2 separate regions of the Homo sapiens genome follow, and region 2 is linked to region 1. Evidence: chromatin contacts called from ENCODE POLR2A ChIA-PET data. All regions are on one chromosome and are shown on one strand. Each heading gives the region's core, a stretch centred on a gene start or an enhancer-like site at or near the end of the contact. The rest is flanking DNA. Distances are from core to core; before and after follow the strand shown.

Region 1 (7,520 bases), core at 592-3,091:
TCAGAGACTTTACCTGCTACCTTATCTAAAGTAGGTTTCTCCGGTAATTCTATGGTAAAACCTTATTTATTCATTTAAGGCGGAGTCTTGCTTTATTGCCCAGGCTGGAGTGCAGTGGCACGATCTTGGCTCACTGTAACCTCCGCCTCCCGGGTTCAAGCGATTCTCCTGCCTCAGCCTCTGGAGTAGCTGGAACTATAGGCACGCACCACCACGCCCGGCTAATTTTGTATTTTTAGTAGAGATGGGGTTTCTCCATGTTGGCCAGGCTGGTCTCGAACTCACAACATCAGGTGATCCGCCGTCCTCAGCCTCCTAAAGTGCTGGGATTACAGACCTGAGCCACCGCGCCCGGCCTGGGACGACTGTATTTTAATGGACCTTGTCTTTTTTGTCCAACATGAAGATTTTGCTCTTTTCTTGCTGGGCAACATTCCATTGGATGATTATATACCTTATACATTCTGTTGATGTATATGCTGAATATCTTCCCTTTGCCTCTCCAAACCTTTCTCCCTTCCCCACCATGCCCCAGGGGTTTGCCCTCCGTGAGCTACATCGGTGGGCTCCTTGCCTTTTGGTTTTCCTTTGGGCTCAGCCAGTGGGGAGCCCTGAGAAGAAATCAGAGCAGGGAGAGAAGCAAAAGGCAGCTGTATTTATTCTTGCAGTTTACTCTGTGGGGTTGCCTCGCCTGGCTGTCTTCCTCCCCACCCCTGAAGGTCAAGGTCGCTCCTTTTCTCAGGACAGCTTTTCTCCTCATTCTCTCTAGTTCTGGATTTGAGTAACCATTTCCTCCTTTGAGGCGTGGGAGTGGCAGTGGTTCTGCTTTTCTAACCTTGGGTTACCACACTCCCTTGTAGGTTTCGTCCACCCAACCCCCACCAAGTAATCCCTTTTTAAACCCTTTTTAAAATCATCCTAATTTGAGAATGCCAACTATTTCCTGCAAGGATCCTGACTAATACAATGGCCATTTAGTTGTTTCTGGTTTTTGCCCTTGGTAACAGTGCTGTTATGAACATTCTGTACAAATCTCTTTGTGGACACATGGGAGAGTTACTCTGAGGCATATACCTACAAGCTATGTTCTGGGTTATAGGGTATAATCATCCCCAGCATTACTAGATGTGGTCAAACTGCCTTCCAAAGTGGTAGTGCCAATTTATACTCCCACCAGCAGTATATGAGAGTTCCCTGTTACTCTGCTGTATTATTTTTTTTTTCAGTTCAAGAAATATTTGTTGTGGGCTGGCTGCGGTGGCTCACGCCTATATATTTGTTGAGGGCCGGCCGCGGTGGCTCACGCCTGTAATCCCAGCACTTTGGGAGACTGAGGCGGGTGGATCACCTGAGGTCAGGAGTTCGAGACCAGCATGGTCAACATGGTGAAACTCCATCTGTACTAAAAATACAAAATTAGCTGGGTGTGGTGGCACATGCCTGTAGTCCTAGCTACTTGGGAGGCTATGGCAGGAGAATTGCCTGAGCCTGGGAAGCAGAAGTTGCAGTGAGCCGAGAATGTGCCACTGCACTCCACCCTGGACAACAGAGCAAGACTCCAGCTCAAAACAAACAAACAAAAAAACCGAAAGGAAATAAATATTTCTTATATTCCTATTGCACTGTCCAGTATGGTGGAGAATAGGAAGTTGGGGGCGGGGGAGTGGTTCAAGTTACATGCTCTCAGAGGCTTGTAATAATCCAGGTACAAAGCTAGGGCACAAAAAATAATGCTTGGCTACTGGTGGGCTCTGAGGTCATTCACGCAGGGTTTCCCTGAGGAAGTGTTGCTTCGTCTGATTGCTAAAAGAGGAGTATGAGTTAACTGGGCCACGAAGGGAGGGAAGACCATGTGGACCATGGGCAGAGCAAGTGTGAGAGTCCTAGGACATGGCAGGATGGGAAAGGGAAGGATGAGGGCTGAAGGAAGTCTCTGAGTCTGGAGCAGAAAGATGAGGTTGGGACATGGTGTGGGCTGAGGCTGGAGAGGGAGGTGGTGGTAACTAAGGATTTTTGTCGTGTCCTAATAGCATCAAGAGGTTTCAAGCTGGATGTGTGAGGAAGCAAGGATGTATGATCAGATTTTTATTTTGAAAAGAGTGGTCTGATTGCAGCAATGGCAACAAAAGCATTTCTACTTTAGAGCAACTTGGGATGCAATCCAGTTGGAAGCTGGAGCTCAAGGATTTGTCCAGAGGCTGCATTTCTGTAGTCCCCCATGGTTTACTTTTTTTTTTTTTTTTTTGAGACAGAGTCTAGCTCTGTCACCCAGACTGCAGTGCAGTGATGCTACTCACTGCAACCTCCACCTCCCACGTTCAAACGATTCTCCTGCTTCAGCCTCCCGAGTAGCTGGGATTACAGGCATGTACCACCATGCCCGCTAATTTTTGTGTTTTTAGTAGAGACAGGGTTTCGCCATGTTGGCCAGGCTGGTCTGGGACTCCTGACCTCAGGCACCTCGGCCTCCCAAAGTGCTGGGATTTACAGGCATGAGCCACCGCACTTGGCCCCCATTGTTTACTTTGAATGTGTTTATTTGCTGTAGCTGGAGGTGCCTATTGGGCACGGGGTGTCTTTCAGTGGAGATGGTGGGAGTGCTGAGGTATAGTAGCTTCCTAGGCCATTGCAGCTGCCAGGGGGCCACCACTGGGACCAGAGGATCAGAGAGCAGCTCCCCTGGATAAGAATGGGGATGCTGGAGAGAGACTTGATGATAAATCTATAAGATACCTACCCTGCTGATAGGAGGAGAGAGTGACTCTGAACTTTTCTTAGCCCCGAGTAAATCTAGAAGTGGGGCCAGCACTTGATCTCCTCTGTGAGCCATGCAGTCCCATAGACACACCCAGGATGGGTCATTTAACGGAGGGCCTAGAGAGGCCCAGCCTCAGAGTGTTCTGCTGAGAACCCCAGGTTTGTGGGTTCACATTACTAGGTGCTGAACCCTAGCCTACCATTGCTGCTTCCATTGCACTCATTGACAATTCCCCGGGGTCCTGACTCTATTAGCATCGCTGGCAACTTGGAGAGGTGCCCTTAGAGGCATCAGAGGCCTCTCCAGACTCCTTGGGAAGCCAGTAGATTTGCCCCTTGGGCAGACTGAGAAAGTTAAAGAACTAGCTTTTCGAGGCTGGGAGCAGTGGCTTACGCCTGTAATTCCTGCACTTTGGGAGGCCGAGGCAGGTGGATTGCTTGAGGCCAGGAGTTTAAGACCAGTCTGGCCAACATGGCGAAACCCCATCTCTACTAAAATTAAAAAAATTAGCCGGGTGTGGTGGCAGGCACCTGTAATCCCAGCTACTTGGGAGGCTGAGGCAGGAGAATCACTTGAACCTGAGAGGCGGAGGTTGCAGTAAGCCAAGATTGCCCGCTGCACTCTAGCCTAGGAGACAGAGTGATGACTGTGTCTCAAAAAAAAAAAAAAAAAAAACTGACTTTTCCCCTTCTCTTGCCAAAACACACACCATCAAAGGGGTTTGATTAACTCAAGCAACAGTCCCTAAAAATCACAGCTCTGAACCCTTCACCTTTGCTGCAGAATCAGCTCATTGAGCAGTTTGTTTTCCAAGTGTAGCCTGCCAATTAAATGAAAGAGCGCTTTGCTTTAAGACCCATTTCCTCCCACCGGTGATTTACGTGAGTAACAGTATTCCCATCAACTCCTTCCAGTAGTGGTATGTGTGACACTTGGTTTCAGTCATCCGTTCCCTGTTAACATAATGTGCTAGGCTCTGTTGACGGATGTTGATTAAAAAAAATTGTACATGTCTCACCTGAGAAAGCTCACATTCCTAAGGCATGTTCAGATATTCATTTTAATTAGGCAAATTGATAATTAGGTTTTCTTGACACATATCCTAATTAGGACTACTTTCTTCTAGTAATTGTCTTTTGAGAAGTTTATGGCTTCTGTTTTGAAGAAATCCTAAAAGGGAGAGAGATCAAGATAAAATATGCTTTTAAAGTGACTTAATTATTTTTAGGTCTGAATCTGTTTTTCCAGTTTGATATTTTCCCTTCAGAGAACTGGACTAATGGGTGGTATTCTTAAAAAGATTATTTTCCCAGACATTTCATTCCTAAGAAGCTGATGGAATTTGCTAATCCTGAATCTTTCCTTGTACTCTCTGGAAAACTTCTCCCTTGGCAGAGAATAGTGTCAGTAAAAAAATAACTCACTCTGTCTCTTGCAGGTCTCACCTAAGAACTTTTCTAGAAATAGTAGACCTGGAAAGGTATCTCCAAGTTTGAACAAAGTTGAAAATATTGTGGTTTTAAAAATTCTAACAGGATGATGATGATGAAATAAATGCTTTAAATTGTGCCATACATTTAGGCCAAACTAGTTATCTCTTATTTGAGATATATTTGAAGGTCCTCTTATTTGAGAGTTCCTGTGAGTAAATAGGGCTTATGATTACTTTCTCAACTCTTTGTTGTAATCATCAGTCAAGGGATAGAGTGACCAGCACACATATGTAAAAAGTTTGCACTATAACATTTCCAGAAAACACAATTAATTTTATTTTTGAATGTCGGGGTTTTTCATTTTCAAAAATTTATTTATTTATTTATTGTATTTTATTTCTTTTGAGGTGGTCTTGCTCTGTCACCCAGGCTGGAGTACAGTGGTGTGATCATGGCTGATTTGCAGCCTCAACCTGTGGTGCTTAAGTGATCCTCCCACCTCAGCCTCCTGAGTAGCTGAGACTACAGGCGTGCACCACCATGCCTGGCTAATTTTTAAGTATTTTTTTGTAGAGACAAGGTCTTACTGTGTTGTCCAGGCTGGTCTTGAACTCCTGAACTGAAGCTATCCTCCCACCTCAGCCTCCCAAACTGTTAGGACAAGCTTGTCCAACCCATGGTCTGCTGGCCACATGTGGCCCAGGATGGCTTTGAATGTGTCCCAGCACAAATTCCTAAACTTTCTTAAAAGTTCGGAATTTTTTGCCATTTTTTTTTCAAGCTCATCAGCTATCATTAATGTTAGTGTATTTCATGTGTGGCCCAAGACAGTTCTTCCGTTGTGGCCCAGGAAAGCCAAAAGATTGGAAATCCCTGTGCTAGGATTACAGGTGTGAGCCACTGGGCCTTGCCTGCTTTAAAATTTTTTTTGGAGACAGGGTCTTACTCTGTCACCTATGCTGGAGTGCAGTGGCATGATCTCCGCCCACTGCAGCCTCCCCCTCCTGGGCTCAAGCCATGCTCGATCCTCCCACCTCCACCTCCTGAGTAGCTAGGAACAGAGAAGGTGCTACCACGCCTGGCTGATTTTTATATTTTTTGTAGAGACAGTTTCGCTGTGTCACTCAGGTTAGTCTTGAACTCTTGGACCCGAGCAATCCTCCTGCCTTAGCCTCCAAAAGTGCTGGGATTACAGGCATGAGCCACCGCACCTGGCCTAAATTTTTTTAATAACTTTCTTGAGGTATAATTTATGTACCATAACATGCATTTTAAGTTTACAACTCAAGGGATTTTATTAACTTTAGAGTGGTGTAGTCACAATCTAACTTTAGCACATCTCTACCTTCCCAAAAAAGTGGTTTTATACCCACTTGCAAGTCTCTTCATGTTGCCACTCCCAGCACAGGCAACTGCTAATTTACCTCCATAGATGGGCCTTTTCCGGACATTTCATGTTAATGGAAAAATATGTGGTCTTTTGTGACTGGCCTCTTTGTGGTAGCATAAGGTTTCTGAGGCTCACTTATTTTGTAGCTTGAACCAATACTTTGTTCCTTTTTACTAAATGATATTCCATTGTATAGATAACCCATTTTGTTTATCCGACCACCTATTGATAAACATTTGGACATTTTTTTTTTGACACTGATGGACATTTCACGCATCTGGGTACCTCTTGTCTATTGGGAATAAAGCTGCTATGAACAGTCACAGACACATCTTCTTAAGGGTATTTGTTCTCATATCTTTTGGGTAGATACCTAGGATTGGAATTGCTGAGTCATACGGTAACTATGTTTAATATTTTGAGGAACCACCAAACTATTTTCCAAAGCAGATGCGCCATTTTACATTCCCACCAGCAGTGTATATGGGTTCCAGTTTCTCCATATCCTTGCCAACATTTCTTATTGCCACTCTTTTTTATTATAACCATCCAAATCGGTGTGAAGTAGTATCTCATTGTGAGTTTTTTTTGTTGTTTTTTTGAGACAGAGTCTCACTCTGTCGCCCAGGCTGGAGTGCAGTGGCATGATCTCGGCTCACTGCAAGCTTTGCCTCCTGGATTCAAGCGATTCTCCTGCCTCAGACTCCCAAGTAGCTGGGATTTCAGGTGCACACAACCACACCTGGCTAATTTTTGTATTTTTTAGTAGAGATGGGGTTTCACCGTGTTGGCCAGGCTGGTCTGGAACTCCTGACCTCAGGTAATCCACTTGCCTCAGCCTCCCAAAGTGCTGGGATTACAGGCATGAGCCACAGTGCCTGGCCAGTTGTATGTTTCTTCTTGTGACTTTGCTGTCTTTTTCTACCTGTACACTATAAATTCTTGAGGAGCAAGAAGCCCAGACCTAGGATGGTGTCTAGCAGTAGTAGACACTCAGTGGCTTTTTTTTTTTTAAGACAAAGTCTTGCTCTATCGCCCAGGCTAGAGTGCAGTGGCGTGATCTTGGCTCACTGCAACCTCTGCTTCCTGGGTTCAAGTGATTCTCCTGCCTCGGACTCCCAAGTAGCTGGGACTACAGGTGCATGCCACTGCACCTGGCTAATTTTTGTGTTTTGGTAGAGATGGGATTTTACCATGTTGGCCAGGCTGGTCTTGAATTCCTGACCTCAAGTGAACTGCCCACCTTGGCCTCTTGAAGTGCTGGGATTACAGGCCTAAGCCACCACGCCTGGCCTCAGTGACCATTTAATATTGAGTAAATGGATGAGTATGAATGAATACACTCCACCTGGGTCACCTGGGTGTATCTGTCCAACCCACTGCTCTCATGTACCATGGAGTCTCCGGACTAAACAAAGCTGAGACCAAGGTGTTGATCAAACCAATAGAAGTTGTTGGCTGGGTACAGTGGCTCACGCCTGTAATCCTAACACTTTGGGAGGCTGAGGCGAGTGGATCGCTTGAGGTCAGGAGTTTGAGACCAGCCTGGCCAACATGGTGAAACCCCATCTGTACTAAAAATACAATGATTAGCTGAGCATGGTGGCTGGCACCTGTAATCCTAGCTACTCTGGAGGCTGAGGCAGGAGAACTGCATGCGCCTGGGAGGCGGAGTTTGCAGTGAGCCAAGATCATGCCACTGTACTCCAGGCTGGGCCACAGAGCGAGACTCTGAAAAAAAAAAAAGTTGCATGACTACACCAGGTGGCTGTGCACTGTGTGCACTACTCCAGAGCATCTAGAGGCAGAGGTTTTGCCTACCAGGTGGGTGCCCTCACATGGAGCACATCTGCCCGGGGGAAGGGTTACCTTCTCTTTGCATCTGGGGCTTCTGTTAGCCTGGCCATGTGCCTACACAGCTGCTTCTGCCCAGAGAAGG
Region 2 (7,520 bases), core at 3,010-5,509, 790 kb after region 1:
ATGGCTATTTTATCTGTAAATAATTGTGTACGCATGGAAAAATATAGAACAAATAATTCTTGGTCATTAACATAAGCAACCCAAAGGGAAGGAAAACATACAGGACAGAAAAAACGGGACCCTCCCCCTCTCCCCCAAAAAAAATAGTTGACCAAAAAGTAAAAAGAAAAAAATTCATGCTTTGCAACAGTGATAACTCACAAGGCAGCAGTTTTCAAGGTACCATAAGTGTGAAGGTTTGAGAATAGCAGAAAGGTACATACAAATAATCAAATTAATCTTTGTACAGAGGAACCAGAAAATGGAAAAATAACCTATCTTTAAATGGTAAATCATAATTTCTGATGATTTTCTTTTTCTTTTCTTTTTTTTTTTTTTTTTTGAGACGGAGCTTCATTCTTGTTGCCCAGGCTGGAGTACAATGGCATGATCTCGGCTCACCACAACCTCTGGCTCCCAGGTTCAAGCAATTCTTCTGCCTCAGCCTCCTGAGAAGCTAGGATTACAGGCATGCACCACCACGCCCAACTAATTTTGTATTTTTAGTAGAGACAGGGTTTCTCTATGTTGGTCAGGCGGGTCTCCAACTCCTGACCTCAGGTGATCTGTGCTCCTCGGCCTTCCAAAGTGCTTGGATTACAAGCATGAGCCACCGCGCCCGGCTCTGATAATTTCCAAATGTTACTAATATAAACAATAATTGTCCTCCCTGGTATAGACAGATCTCCAACTCTTGGTCTAGATGCAAATGCTGCCTGGATACTCTTGGCGGATGAGGAATGACAAAATCAGGAACAGGTGCTGGCACTGAGAAGGAATCTGCTGCAGGAGCCAGTAAATCAAAACGGAAAAAGAGAATGGAGAAAAACAAGAGCCCCTGGATGCAGGCGTGAATAAATGAGACACGAGAAATCACATGAAGCCAATAGTCAATGGGATCTCCAAGTCTGGTCAAAGTCCACAGCCTGAGAGAACAAAAAATTCAAACCAAAAGCTTGCTTTAAAAAAATAAAAACTCAGCCAGGCACAGTGGCATGCACCTGGAGTCTCAGCTATTTGGGAGTTTGAGGAGGGAGGATCACTTGAGGCCAGGAGTTCAAAGCCAGCCTGGGCAATATAACAAGACCCGTCTTTAAAAACATTTTCTTAATAAATAAAAATAAAGGCCAGGCACGGTGGCTTATGCCTGTAATCCTAGCACTTTGGGGGGCCGAAGCGGGTAGATTGCCTGAGCTCAGGAGTTCAAGACCAGCCTGGGCAACACGGTGAAACCCATCTCTACTAAAATACAAAACAAAAAAAATTAGCCGGGTATGGCGGCATGTACCTGTAATCCCAGCTACTCGGGAGGCTGAGACAGGAGAATCACTTGAACCTGGGAGGCAGAGGTTGCAGTGAGCCAAGATTATGCCACTGCACTCCAGGCTGGGCAACACAGCGGGACTCCATCACAAAATTAAATACATAAATAATAAATAAATAAAAATAAATAATTTAAAAACCAATATATATTTCTTTTCATTCCTGCTTTCTGGCCAGCAGTGCATGAGACCACCCTTTTCTCCTCTCTCGATATATATATATATATATATATATATATATATATATATATATTTTTTTTTTTTTCCCCCAGTAGAGACAGGGTTTCACTATGTTGGCCAGGCTGGTCTCGAACTCCTGGCCTCAAGCAATCTGTCCCCCACTCAGCCTCCCAAAGTGCTGGGATTACAGGCGTGAACCACCGTGCCTGGCCACTAACAATAATCTTGACTGTTGTTTTGAGGTTTTGTCAGTCTGATGGGTGAAAAGTAGGCAGCTCACTGTTGCTTTAATTTGCATTTCCTTGACTACTAGTGAATTTCGGTGTCTTTATTTTCCTAATATATGTTTGCTGGCTATTTGGCTTTGCTGTTTTATGCAAAGCTTCCATGGTAGAGCCATGACATTATTTCTCAACCTCCACATCTGGGTAATCACTGAATCTCATCAAGGCTCAGTCCCAAACCTCAATCCTTCTGTCTCTTCCCCAGTCCCTGCTTCACTCTGCCCTCCAACCCCGGTTCTCCCAGATTCCATCTCACCCCACCCACCTCCACTCCTCCACCCACCCCAACCCATGCATCCTGGGCAGAAGCTATCTACCTGAAATGCAAATGTGACTTTGTCATTTTCTTTCTTTTTTCCCAATTGGTACCATACTACGCTGTAGGTACACAGTACATGACACGATTTTAGGGAAACCCAGATAAACATTTATGTGTGTCAGGAAAAAATATAACCAGCACCAGACCAGAGTAGACAGTGCCTTGGAATTCCACCTCAAGCCAACCTCTGGCTCAGATGGAACATAGAAATGGCAAAAATGGTGAAAATGGTACACAATGGCCTAAGTTTAAGAAATAATGCCCTGCCAGGCACGGTGGCTCACGCCTGTAATCCCAGCACTTTGGGAGGCCGAGGCGGGCAGATCACGAGGTCAGGAGTTTAAGACCAGCCTGGCCAACATGGTGAAACCTCATCTCCACGAGAAATACAAACATTAGCCAGGCATGGGGGCAGGCGCCTGTAGTCCCAGCTACTCGGGAGGCTGAGGCAGGAGAATCACTTGAACGTGGGAGGCGGAGGTTGCAGTGAGCCAAGACTGCACCACTGTACTCCAGCCTGGACAACAAAAGCAAAACTCTGTCTCAAAAATAAAAAATAAACAAAAGAAATACTGCCCTAACTGATGGCATTCCAATACTTCCCTGTGATAGCAGAGAAGAACCTGCTGACTTTCCAACTGATCTCCCAAACCAAACAACACTCATTCATGCACCCCACCACTTTGCCCCACATCCCTGCACTTTCACATCTGCTATTCCCTCTGCCTAAAATTCCTATCCCACCTATTTGACCGCTAACAACCCTGCTGTCGCCCTATGACAACTAATATTTATTACAGGTCACCATAATTGCCCACAATTTACATGTCCAACTCCCAGATTCAGTTTTGAATTTCTTGAAGACAGCAACCATCTCATCCAATTTGCATCGCCAATGCCAACATAGTACTCTATAAATAAATACCTGTTGAATGAAGGAATTAATGAGGCAATCCCTCCAACCTTCAGTTACTAGTAATTGTCAAAAAACACAGGTATGTCTAGTCATACAAAAAAAAGTTTTGAGTTTATTACGTTTTAACTGGGTGTACCAAGCAAATATTATTACAGCTAATCCTGACTATAACCCTAGCAAGTGAGTATCATTATTATTATCTGATTTTCCAGATGGTGCATGCGAGGTTTAAAGGAGCTAAGTCAGTCCAAAATTACACAGCTGGTAACTGGTGATTTGTGGCTGAAGGAGGCATGAAGGTAAGTATATCTGACACCAAAGCTCACACCCCATGCTCACCACCTCTCTCCACTGTCAGGTTCATGACGAAGATGACGGTGCTAACATAATGTTTATTATGGCCTAGGCAGTATTTCTCAACAACTATCAATATAAGTAAGACAAATATTAATTTAAATTTAGATATAAAAATAGGTTCAGGGCCAGGCATAGTGACTCACGCCTATAATCCCAGCACTTTGGGAGGCCAAGAAGGGTGGATCACCTGAGGTTAGGAGTTTGAGAACAGCCTGGCCAACATGGTTAAACCCCGTCTCTACTAAAAACACAAAAATTAGCTGGGTGTGGTGACACACCCCTAAAATCCCAGCTACTCGGAGGCTGAGGCACAAGAATCGCTAGAACCTGGGAGGCAGAGGTTGCAGTGAGCCAAGATCACGCCACTGCACTCCAGCCTGGGCGACAGAGTGCGATCCTGTCTCAAAAAAAAAAAAATCAGATATAAAAATGGGCTTAGATTTGTTAAACGTCCTGGAGGTTCCCCATTGCTAGAAATAATCTTTTTTCAAAAAAAAAAAAAAAAAAACCCCAAGCAATTCATTTAATCAAGCAGTAAAATAAAAGAGTATGCAATATGGACTGTCTACTACAGAGCCTCAAAGTGGAAATAAAGTACTTGGGGTAAGGGAGGGGGAGAGTCCAATTAATGAACCCCAGGATTTTTGGTCAGGATGACAAGAATCGTAACATCCAGTCAACACCTCAAACTAGTTAGAGGCTGGTAAGAAACTTGTGATGCAGGGAACATAAAAATCACATGACAAACATTCAGAGATATTTAAAAGAGAAAAAAAAGCCTGAAAAAGCCATTCCGTTTCGTAAGTCCTCTGGGGGATACACGTGACAGTTTTCAACTGCATTAAGAATAACATCAGGAACAACAAAGGGCAGCTGGTTTTGGTTTTTAGCTTCCTGAAAAGTCCAAAACTGATTCTAATTCCTCAAAAGGTTAAAAAAAAAAAAATCACCAAAACAAATCATTCTTTTCTGCATGCTTTGAAAGGAGAAGAAATGCTCTCCTATGATTTCTTCTGACAGTCACCTGAAAGTTCATTAAAAAGAGCAATTTCTTGTTTGTTTGTTTGTTTGTTTTGAGACGAGGTCTCACATCGCCCAGGCTAGAGTGCAATGGCGGGTTGATGACTCACTGCAGCCTCGACCTCCTAGGCTCAAGTGATCCTCCCGCTTCAGCCTCTTGAGTAGCTGAGACCACAGGCCTGCACCACCGCACCTGGCTAGCTAATTTTTGGTTTTTTTGTAGACATGGGGTTTCGCCATGTTGGCCAGGCTGGTCTCGAACTCCTGGGATCAAGTGATCCTCCCACCTTGGCCTCTCAAAGGGCTTGAGATTACAAGTGCGGGCCACTGCACCTGGCCATAATTAACAACTTCTAAATGCAGATGAATACCTGAAGCCAACTCACTGCCACCCATATGGCAAAGAGATCCAGTGTGTGAGTGTGTGGTAAATGTCTACCAAGTGTCAAAACACCTTACATATCCTTATAATGAAAATCACAACAGCTAACAATTACTGGAAACTTACTACCTGCCAGGCAATGTTTTAAGGGTTGCACATGAACTGACTCATAACAACCCTCTGAAGTGAATACCATTATACTACCCATTTCAGAGTTGAGGATATTGAGGTGCAAGAAAGAAACTTGCCCAAAATCGCAACACAACCCAGAACTGGCAAACCCAGGATTCAAATGCCAAGCTCCAAAGCCCATGCTGATTCCACTGCCCCCGTTAGCATTCCTGTTCATAATTTGAAGGGAAAACTTCCAGATCACGTCCTCTGATTCCGTATGGGACAAAGACGCCTTGGCGGAACAATCACGTTTCTAGTCTTTGAGGTAACTTCTAGGGCCTACAAAGCTCCTGGGCCATTATTTCTAGAGGGCAAAATATTCCAAAGATATCTTAAAGCTTCTTCACAGGCCAGTCTGACTGAAAGAACATGGAATAATTTCAATGAACCATAAGAACGAGTCTTTGTTCCTAGAGAAAAACAGAGCTAGAAAACACCACCAACAAAGAGAAGCGCGCATTTCAGAGCCCAGCGGCTGCCACCACTTCCTCCTGGGGAGGCTTCTCAGGACTCCATCTGAAGGAAAAAACAAGTCTCGCCTGCATTTCCCCTAATGTCAATACTGTTTTATGTTCCATGTGAAGATGGCAGCATCTCACGGTGTCCGTCTCTCACAAGATCAAATATACATATATATATATACACACACACACACACACACATATATACACACACACATATAAAAATATATATATACATGTATACATATATATATCTCTCACACACATACCCACACACACATACAAAAACATGCTCACACACATCCACCTTGGATTTTGTATTTTGGCAAAATACGGTGCACCATTTAGGCTCCCAAATCCAGCAATGGTCTGCTCTGTCCTGCTAGCACTGTCTCTACTCGAAACATTACTCATCCACCAACACCTTGGCAGCTTTTTTTCGGTGTAAGGATATGTACTATTATTTACTTATTTGTCTTGAATTTGACTCACTTTGTTCAGTTACATACACCTGTTTAAAAATTATTTTAAAATTTAAAAAATGGAAAGCTCCATCACAGTTGTAAATGGTAAACTAGCATCATATGACATAAAAACAGTAGCCTTAAAACTAAACATAGGCCGGGCGCAGTGGCTCATGCCTGTAATCCCACCAGTTTGGGAGGCTGAGGCAGGTGGATCACTTGAGGTCAGGTGTTTAAGACCAGCCTGACCAACATAGTGAAACCCCGTCTCTACTAAAAATACAAAAATTACCCAGGCCTGGAGGCGCGCACCTATAGTCCCAGCTACTAGGGAGGCTGAGTCAAGAGAATCGCTTGAACCCGGGAGGTGGAGGTTGCAGTGAACTGAGATTGCGCCACTGTACTCCAGCCTGTGCGACAGAGCAAGGCTCCATCTCAAGTTAAAAAAGAAAAAAAAAAAAAAAACTAAATACAATTAATGTAATAAATTTTGACTCTCTGCCATGGCCAGAGGACGGCTCTGAGCCTGATATCTGCACACTCTTTTAAAAAAGAGAGGCATACGAAAAACATATTGTTTTTAACTATTTTGAACAAGCTGTCATTTTTGTAAGTCAAAAATGATCCAGGCCGGGTGCGGTGGCTCATGCCTGTAATCCCAGCACTTTGGGAGGCCGAGGCGGGAGGATCACCTGAGGTCGGGAGTTCAGGTCCAGCCTGACCAACATGGAGAAATACTGTCTCTACTAAAAATACAAAATTAGCCAGGCATGGTGGTACACACCTGTAATCCCAGCTACCTGGAAGGCCGAGGCAAGAGAATCGCTTGAACCCAGGAGGCAGAGGTTGCGGTGAGCCAAGATCGCGCCATTGCAGTCCAGCCTGGGCAACAAGAGCGAAACTCCATCTCAAAAAAAGAAAAAAAAATTTCCTTGAAAAAGTAGCGAAAAGCAGGCCAGGCGCAGTGGCTCACGCCTGTAATCCCAGCACTTTGGGAGGCCGAGGCGGGCGGATCACAAGGTCAGGAGATCAAAACTATCCTGGCTAACACGGTGAAACCCCATCTCTACTAAAAATACAAACAAATTAGCTGGGCATGGTGGCGGGCGTCTGTAGTCCCAGCTACATGGGAGGCTGAGGCAGGAGAACAGCGTGAACCTGGGAGGCAGAGCTTGCAGGGAGCCGAGATAGCGCCACTGCACTCCGGCCTGGGTGACAGAGCGAGACTCCATCTCAAAAAAAGAAAGAAAAAGTAGTGAAAAGCTTTAAAAACAAAAGGAGAAAAAGGGCAGATGGCTGGATCAGAGAGCAGGGCATGTGAGGCCTCCAGGCTGTGTTAAGGACGTGGGTCTTTCTCCCAAGAGCAAAGACAAGGCAGCTGGGAGGTTTCAAGGGAGCATGAGGTGAGGGAATCTGCATTCTGCATTCAATGTGGTGGAAGCAGGACAAGAACGAATGGGAAGAGCCTAAGGCTGCAGCGGCCATGCTGTGAGATGCTGGTGATGGGGACCGCGGGCCAGGAGAGGAGTTGGAGGGAAGTGAGTGGATTTGAGCTCAACTCCAGGGCCGGGCCAGCTATCAGCGGTGAGGAAGGGAGGCAAC

Evidence for each region. ChIA-PET counts read pairs that join two places held with the same protein, here RNA polymerase II (POLR2A).
Region 2: POLR2A ChIA-PET joins it to region 1 with 10 read pairs in BJ. The contact joins two enhancer-like sites. POLR2A ChIA-PET finds 5 or more read pairs at or near these places in 2 of 52 experiments (BJ and activated T-cell).

The regions. Positions count from the first base shown.
Region 1 is chr16:12,795,157-12,802,676 of GRCh38, reverse strand. The region is part of intron 1 of CPPED1 (calcineurin like phosphoesterase domain containing 1); the gene reads left to right. Among named protein-coding and RNA genes, the nearest start is that of CPPED1, 5.0 kb to the left of the region's middle. RefSeq lists an enhancer at 531-610. Within about 2 kb of position 1,841, at least 2 of the 41 ENCODE cell types and tissues checked have a DNase peak (open chromatin) inside an H3K27ac peak, as active enhancers do.
Region 2 is chr16:12,007,595-12,015,114 of GRCh38, reverse strand. The region is part of intron 3 of SNX29 (sorting nexin 29); the gene reads right to left. Among named protein-coding and RNA genes, the nearest start is that of SNX29, 35 kb to the right of the region's middle. Within about 2 kb of position 4,259, at least 4 of the 41 ENCODE cell types and tissues checked have a DNase peak (open chromatin) inside an H3K27ac peak, as active enhancers do.